3 separate regions of the Homo sapiens genome follow, and all the other regions are linked to region 2. A link is a contact called in ENCODE Hi-C or POLR2A ChIA-PET data. All regions are on one chromosome and are shown on one strand. The core of a region is the stretch at or near the end of the contact, and the rest is flanking DNA. Distances in the headings are between cores, read along the strand shown.

The links. Hi-C counts contacts between places; a loop is a spot of excess contacts on that map. ChIA-PET counts read pairs that join two places held with the same protein, here RNA polymerase II (POLR2A). Pooled maps may share reads with other maps.
Region 1: a map of left ventricle myocardium superior shows a loop between it and region 2 (2.4-fold over the local background). The contact joins the enhancer-like site here to the promoter of LINC01117 in region 2. A Hi-C loop is called at or near these places in 5 of 168 maps with a recorded cell type or tissue (dorsolateral prefrontal cortex, heart left ventricle, left colon and 2 more), 1 of 37 single-sample maps with no recorded cell type and 4 of 50 pooled maps. POLR2A ChIA-PET finds 5 or more read pairs at or near these places in 2 of 52 experiments (A549 and PC-3).
Region 3: a pooled map shows a loop between it and region 2 (4-fold over the local background). The contact joins the enhancer-like site here to the promoter of LINC01117 in region 2. A Hi-C loop is called at or near these places in 4 of 50 pooled maps. POLR2A ChIA-PET finds 5 or more read pairs at or near these places in 4 of 52 experiments (AG04449, AG04450, H1 and 1 more).

The regions. Positions count from the first base shown.
Region 1 is chr2:176,472,072-176,474,771 of GRCh38, forward strand. No RefSeq gene overlaps it. Among named protein-coding and RNA genes, the nearest start is that of NRAL, 34 kb to the right of the region's middle. RefSeq lists enhancers at 1,207-1,316, 1,407-1,476. Within about 2 kb of position 1,291, at least 3 of the 41 ENCODE cell types and tissues checked have a DNase peak (open chromatin) inside an H3K27ac peak, as active enhancers do.
Region 2 is chr2:176,636,421-176,639,120 of GRCh38, forward strand. It overlaps LINC01117 (long intergenic non-protein coding RNA 1117), which reads left to right and starts at 1,334. Exons shown (of 4, transcript NR_110599.1): 1 at 1,334-1,588. It overlaps LINC01116 (long intergenic non-protein coding RNA 1116), which reads right to left and starts at 1,189. Exons shown (of 5, transcript NR_188023.1): 1 at 1,042-1,189. RefSeq lists a silencer at 1,799-1,848 and an enhancer at 2,009-2,523.
Region 3 is chr2:176,489,904-176,492,603 of GRCh38, forward strand. No RefSeq gene overlaps it. Among named protein-coding and RNA genes, the nearest start is that of NRAL, 16 kb to the right of the region's middle. Within about 2 kb of position 1,433, at least 14 of the 41 ENCODE cell types and tissues checked have a DNase peak (open chromatin) inside an H3K27ac peak, as active enhancers do.

The DNA.
Region 1 (2,700 bases), core at 41-2,540, 160 kb before region 2:
CCAGTGGCTATCAATACTGGCTGAGCACACCTGCAGGCACAGCTGTGTGCTGGGTGCTGGGCACAGGAGTCCTGGAAGGCACTGTGACAGAACAGCTTATGGGAGAGGAAGAGGGGACGCTGATTTGTTGAATGCCTGTTATGGTTACAACTAGATGCAGGTTTACCATGAGGCTAATGAACCTTGAGCTTTAGGGCCCACATTTGCACAGATCCTTTCCAAGACCCTGTAGCACCTAAGTAATATGTTCACATGGCCACGTGTTTTGTAAAGTTTGGAAAAATAAGATATTTAAGTGCAGTTAGTTATGATCACTGTTTTTGTTTGCTCCTACTTCCCCTTTTGATAGGTACTTCCTTTAGTATTGAGTAGTGGGTGTGTTTAAAGATGGCCACTAGTATTTTGGGGACCTCGTTAAGGGAAATTGGGTTGGGACAACATTTGGTTTTGGTTTCCTGGTCTGCAGTCACTTCATGCCCAGTTATGTTCTTGCTAACCATCCCAGTGTAGAGACAGCTTCCCAGAATACATGTACTGTCCACCGGCTGACACCCAGCATGGGGGACAAAACTCAGAGCCCAGGCGTTGTATCACAACAGCAACACGCTCTACAGGGCCTGGCATCAGCATCAGAAATAGGTGACCGATGAGGGAGACACAAGATTTGAAATGTACAGAGGCAGAATCTGGTGTCATCAATGACTGGTGAAAACGGAAGCTCTTTTCTGTCAGGAATATACTTAATAATGAAACACAAATCGCCGTGTATAAACCCACCATACATTTTTCTTGGTGTGAGAAAAACGTGAGAAAAATGTGAGAAATAGAATGGATCACAATTCTTGTATTTTTAGGGTACAAACCCGTAGCCATATTATAAACAGAAATATGGCTGTGTTTAATGCTTAATGCATCCAGCTATCAATAATATAAAACAAGTTTTGTTCAATTGAAGTAGAGCAAAGGCTAAATTATCTTTTTATTCTCTCTATAAAAATCATATTACAAAATCATTGTCATATAAAGAAGTGATAAAGACTGTGCAGCCAAATATGGGAAAAATATTATGGAGGTTCATCAGGCTATTAATAAAAATATTGGGTTATTTTTCTGTATTTTGTGATGCATATGGCATTTGGCAGCTTAAAAATATGTAATTTATGGTGATTCCTTTTCTCTTTCTAAGTACGCATTCACTTTCACTTTCTCTTCTAGTCTTTAGACAGTGCTCTCCAAATTGTAAGCACTCTGAGCCCCACACAGTCTGGATCCACCAGGCCCAGGCTCTGTGCCAGTTTCAGGCATGTTAATCTTATTTCAGCTGCACCTTGGCTGGGCATGCTAGAACCTGCTCATCCCTTTTCGTACAAAAAGTGAGGCTCAACAAGGTGGAGTCAGTTTCCCGAGGTGAGATATAAGCGCAGGCCTGGATCCTTCCCCAGGTCAGCCTGTATTCACCACATGCTGGATTCACACCCAAGCCCAAGACTTGGCAGTGAGACTTTTCTCTTTTCAAGGCTGCCCTTGATGTCTGTCCTTTAATGTAGCACTTAGGAGCTTTCTCATTTAGCCTTCACAGTAGTTTTTTTCTTGTTTCATTACACCTCCCTTATTTTCAGCAAACTTTAAAAAATCTATTTCACACTGTGAGCAGAGGTCACCAGGTGGAAATCTCAACCCCTCCTCTTCCTCTGACCCCCGCCCCCAACCATCCTCCTCCTAGCCTGTCCTAGTGGAACTCAGTGAACGATGCCCCTCTGTTTCGCTCCTGCAAACCAGCAGTCCTCCCCACTTCACTCACTCACTCACCTCTGCATTCAGTCAGTTCCAAGATTTGTAGAGTTAAGCTCGTCAATACCTCTTGCCCTCCCTCCATCCCGCCGACCCTCCCCTCTGCCCCATCATTAGCTCAGGCCCGGATTGGGATTGGTTTAACTAAGTGACCTGCTACTTGGCCTCCTTGGTTTAGCTCTTCTTTAATCTGTTCTCAACAATGCTGCCATCTGATTCTATTCCCCTTCTGTTTAGAATCGTTTAAGTCATTCATTTATCATCTAACAAATCCTTACTGAGATGCTAATTTGACGTGGGCAATGGGGACACAGTGGAGAACAAGACAAAGTTCTTACCTTCATGGAGCTCACATTCTAGCATGGGGAGACCCACTATAAACAATGTTAATAAGTTAAGAATATAGATATTTCTAAAATCTGGACAAAAATGTGCATGTCAGAGAGTGATAAATGTTAGGCAGGAAAATGAAGCAGGGTAGGGGACCTAAAGCAAACGAGCAGCAAGGGAAGGGAATTTCTTATTTTGTGTATAGACTGGCTGGAGGAGGCTTCACTGATAAAGCAGATATTTGTCTGAGCAGAGACTTGAATGAAGCAAGGGCGACAAGCCATCGGGACATGCGGAAGAACATTCTAGGAGAGGAAACCGTAGGAAGGAGCATGACTGCCATGCTGGAGGTGCAGCAAGGAGGGTGGAATCTTGGTACCTTGGTGGGAGCTCAGGGGCATGGGTTGACAGCATGGCATTGGGTGTATGTCATGGGAGGCCTCTTGCTATTGAGAGGTTTGGTTTTTACTCTGAGTGGGTTGCAGCATTGTGAGGTTTTGAGCAGAGTAGTGATATGATCTGAGTTGTAGGTAACAAAATCATTCCTGGCAATGTGTTGGGAAGGGATTGTAGAGGGGC
Region 2 (2,700 bases), core at 84-2,583:
TTTCCTTTCAAAGAAATATTTATCCCACATTTCTACATGCAAAACTTTTAGTGTAAACTATTGAGAAAATCCTAAATAGTAAAACATTTGTTTCTGTAAGTCCATAAGCACTTGCTGTACATACTCAGAGGCAGCCCTGGCCCACTGTATCCGCAAATGCATCTGCAGGGGGAATGGTTCCAAGCCAGTCACTGAGTGTCATCTGTCCCTTCTCCAGGGGCAGGGACATTGAGTCACAATGAAATTTTATTATTTATATACATTATTTTAAATTCTGTTTTTCTTAGAGCTCAAAGCTTTGACAGTAAATGTCAAACCACACTGAAGTTGACTTGTTAGCTTTTGTAGCTAGCCTTACTGCTGTCGGCTATTTCAAATTGCAAATGACAATAAACAGGTGGTTTTTTCTTTTAATCACTAAAGAACATCCCTTTTCATATAGCTAATATAACAAAAAAGTCTAAAACATGGGCATATAATTCCCACTGTAAATTAATTATAATTATTTCAGGCTTAAGTATTAATAGTAAGTGAATTCTTTTCAAGAGATCCTTGGCGGTTCCATTTGCCCTTGAACATTAACCCTGCCACCTCAAAACTCAATGCCTTTGCACTTAGTCTAGAAAATTAAAAATACAACTCGTCCTCATCCTAGTAACCTGCGCAAGTCTCTACAAGAGACTGGAGGATCTACGTGGTAACTAACTTTAACTTACCTCTTCTAGGCTTTATTAACGAGTTTATCAAAAAATATTAACTTTCAGGCAAGATGTGGCTAATTCTTAAATGCAGCTTAAAACTTTCGACATCCCCTTGTAAAAATGATGCCACGAAATGTGCCACTGTCCATTTATTTCCCATTTCACTTAACGCATTAATATTGACCCTTCGGACAGCAGCGCTGGCATCATTTTGGAGCTGCAAAGCAAGACGTGGCGCGTTGATGAGCTAAAAAGGACCCGTCTTTCTCTGGGCCCCTTACCAACATCTCTCTCCCTAGAAGACAAATACTTTTCAGATCTCGCACCCCTCTTTACAAACCTGAGCGGGGCTTTCGGGGTAAGGGGAGGCAAGACTTTGGTGGGAGCTGCTCGTCTTCAGCAAAGCGAGGGCCGGCTGCAAAGGCGCAGGCTGGCAGTTCGGGTCATTTCCTGCCGATTCCCCATTCCCCTCGGAGCAGCTTGGAGAGGAAGTCGGACTTCTTTTCCAGGCGGAGCCTCCACGATGGGCGTGGGCGCCTCGTGCGTGGGCCGGGGGCCTCGTGCGTGGGCGGGGATCGGGGCCTGGGAAAAACGGGAACCCGGTACCCGCCCGCGCCCTCGCGCGTCGGCCAGGAACCTCGGCCCCATGCGGGCGGGCCAGCGCGGCCAGGAGGGCCGGGAAGAGGGGTCCCCGGGGCCCCGGATGCGCTGAACTCCGGGGAGGGGATGGGCAGGAGAGAGAGCACACTCCTGGAGCCGCGACGTCCAAACCCGGACGCACTTGAACCCGCAGCGAGGCCCGTGGCTCGCGGCCTTCGGAGAGCACCCGCGCCCCGCGCAGACCGGACGCCGGCCTTGCCCGATCCTCGGCATCCTTCGGCGGGGCGGCCAGTCCCAGGGCGCTCGCTGAGGGCCACACCCTGGCCCCAGAGTTTAGCACCGCCGCGGGCAGGGCGCTCCGCTCCCGGACCCCGAATCTGAAAGCGGAGACCAAGGGCTGCCTGCGGCAAAGCTCGACATACACTTGATTTTCTTCCGATTTGGAGAAAATGTCACGGGCGAGAGCAAAAAAAAAAAAAAAAAAAAAAAAAAAAACCCTAACTGTAAATATTATTTGGAGGTGGGCGAGGGCGCGGCGTGCGCGCGGCGGCGGGTGGCGGGCGGCGCGGGCGCCCTTGCGGGGATTCCCGGTCTCTCAGCGCGCCCTAGTGGACGCCCTGCCTTTCGCTGGCTCCCCGTGCTCGTTACAATCTGCAATATATTATTTCTTCCGAAGTATTGACAATGTGTGAGACTCCAGTAACCCCGGAGCTCTCGTCTGTAATCAGCACATTTATCCACATTTAAGGGGGAAAATCCGAATTAAATCCCCGTGACCCTGATTGGGTTACAGTGTCATTTTCCCTGGATCCTCTTTTAAATCCACTCCACACTGCTTCTCTGTCTATTACATGCTAATTTAATTTTACTGTGGAAGATATTTTCAGGATTTGCTGAGGACAGTAAATTTTGTAGTTTATGTTATTTCACTTTTTATGACTTTTTAACACTTAATAAAATTTTATTAGAGCACTTTTGTGTTTACAAGGCCACAAAACTCTTGGCAGGTTGTCAGAAGTCCTTTTTATTATGATCCTACTGATATACTGCGAGTAATGAAATAATCATGTCCAGAAATGTATCAAAGGCCAGAGGGATTATCCCACTTAATAGCTCCACAGATGCGCCCAGAAGAATGTGGACGCGCGACAGGACGGGCTGAAAGGCTGCAGGAGGAAGCAGGCAGCCCCGGCTCCTGGCTTTACCATTTCGGTTGCTTTCCTAAAAGGCTACATGCAGGGTCATGTGACTTTCCGCGGTCTCAATAAAAAAAAAAAAAAAAAAAAAAAAAAAGAATTTATTCTATTGCAAAATGTGCTTTTCTTTTTATACTCCTTGTGTGGGCATTTAAGACTGTTCTAGTGGCAGTGGGGTTGGCTGTACATATCCATGTCAGTCA
Region 3 (2,700 bases), core at 183-2,682, 150 kb before region 2:
CTTGCTCTGAATTGTCAGCTGGAAAAGAACAGTGCCTGGGTGCAGTCACTCTTCCTTGAGCCTAAGATCATAGCTTTTCTTCTGGGATAGCCTGGCACTCCACAGACAAGCTGGTGATTCTGAGGGAAGTTTTGGTTCCTTTCTCTTGGAAAGAAGCCCCCTGAGCAGACTGTGAACGTATTTTGCGTGTTAATTATACCTATAGGACCTATTCGGTCTTCTATTGAAATTCGTGGTTTACTCTCTCTTCTCCAGCAGTCCACAGGCACCCAGCTGCAGAGTTCTCCCGAAGGACGACCTGTGTGTGCCTCCTCCAGGGCACGTCTGTGGCCAACCGGGCGCTCAGGAGCCTGTGGGGTGGAGTCCTTCTCCGTCCTCTTTGGCCCTCCCTCTGACACTCTCCGCAACCTTTGTTTTGGATTTTCCTCCCTGTAAGCTGTCGCTGTTTCCCGTGTCTCTGTCGCCATTCCCTCGGTGGCCGGTGCGCAGGGGATACCAACGCAGCCGTTGCCTGGGGACTGGGCCTTGTGCGGGGCCGGTGCTGCGGGCTGAGAGCGAGGCGGGCAGCCCCAACAGTGCGAGGACCGGCTGGAAAGGTTGAAGGAGACTCAGATTGCCAACGGGGCGGCTACTCTTGCTGCAAAGGGAACGAGGACCCGGGCTCTCCCGGCCTCACAGCTGCTCCCCTCCTGGGGATTGGCCCAGGCCTGCACGGCCTGAGCTGCAGACTGCCTGGAGCAGCTTCCGCCGATGGCCGGGACACGGCCTGCCCCTCCCCACAGCGGCGCTTCTGTCCACAGCAGCCGCCCAGCGCAGGCTCCCCCAAGGTTCCCCGGCAACCCCCACTACAATGCAGCGCTGTGGCCTGCGGCGGAGGCAGGAGGCCCGGTGGCGGGTGTTCTCTCTGGCCTGAGCTCTCAGATGGCGCCCATTTTGATGTGCTTGTCATTGTCAGAAAGGCCATTCACAAGCCGAGATACTTTCCTCAACGAGACAAAAACACAAGCGATGCTTGCCTTCCCTCCACTCGGAGGGCCAGGAGGGGTTCAGCGTTCTCACCTCTATCGCTGAGATTGGACACTAATAAGGGAGGATGACTGTCAGTTATTTGTTCCAGCTGGAAGCAGGGGTACAAAAACAAAATCACCTCTTAAAGTTTTTTTCTAGAACTGTATATGAATCTATTGGATTTGGGAACATATCCCATTTGTCCAAGCAAACGTGATAGCCACATACACACAAAGAACCCGAGAGATCATAAATAAAAAACCAAAACTCAAAAGCAACCGCTCAAATAAAATCTGCCCAATATCCCCGAAACTGCTGACCACTTTTATAATCTCCAATGCGGAGTGTTTCTCATGACTAGCAAAGGGAGGGCTTAGGGACGATGATTCAGAAATTGGCCTGAGCCAAATGTGGGTGTCAGTCTCTGGTGATATTTGATGCGCCTCAAGTAACCACAGGCAGAGGAGGAACAGAGCCTTCAAATGAGTTCTGGCTTGTGAAAATGACTCAACTTGTTTGGGGGGTGAACTTGAAAGTGTGCAGCCCAGATGTCAACTTTAAGATCTACTCTGCCTGACACAGCTGTGGTCTTCAAGTTGCCTTGGGATTGGGTGGAGCCACACCCACAGCTGCAGCCGAGCTGTGCTATTTGCAACTCCCCCAGGGCCAACTGCTGTGAAAAGAACAGTTTATTACAAAAAATAAAACAAAATGCCAGCTCATCTTTACAGTTTCACGGTCTGCCTTGGGGAAAGGAAAAGGAGTTTTAGTTTTCACCCCTTGTGCACCAAGTGTGCTGTCTGGGGCCCGTTTTGGAAAGATCTGGAAAATTCTCTACTGTGCTGTTGACTCACTGTCTGACCATGGGCCTGCCATTTAACTTGGCCAGCCACTGCTTCTCTGTTTGGGAAATGGAGAGAATGGCATTTGCCATCTACCACATGGTGATGTATAGAGTGCTTTGGCAACGAAGGTAGATCTGAATGAAATCTGTGATGCGTTATAATCATTTTCTTCAAACAAAGATAACTTCAATCATTGTTTCAAACAAAGATAACTGAGTTTGGGAAAATTGTTTGTCCTGACAGCCTTAAGAAGCTCATTCAAGTTGATTCAAGGGCAGGCTTTAAAAGAAAACAGTGTGTCTGAAAGACTATGAAATTGGAATATTGAGGCAAATATTAAAAGTTTTCCTACTCTAAATACAACACAGACAAAAGACAACAAAAATATCTTGTTATCAAATGAAACATCAAATTACTAGACTAAAGATAAAAAGTGCTTTCCCCATAATATTCAGCAGATAGGCTAAATGCTACTTATTTAGTGTTAGAAAAACAGACCCCTTGTCTATTATTTCTCAGTGCTTAATATATTGAGTTTGATCCTTTGAGCCTAGAAAAATGAGTTTGCACTATATATGTGTGTGTGTGTGTGTGTGTGTGTGTGTGTATGTGTATATATATATTAGAACCCAGCCTGTGAGTGGGTACGATAGTGTTTCTGTGGTACTTAAGCATCTGAAAGAAACATGAACTACATTGATCAACCAAATGTTTTGTCTACACAATACCAAGCATTAAGATATTTCACTTATATGTGGATTCTTGGTGTCATATAGATGAAACGCTTCAGAAGATAATTGAGATTTTTCCTTTTTGTTAAAATATTTATCATATATAGAAACAGTTG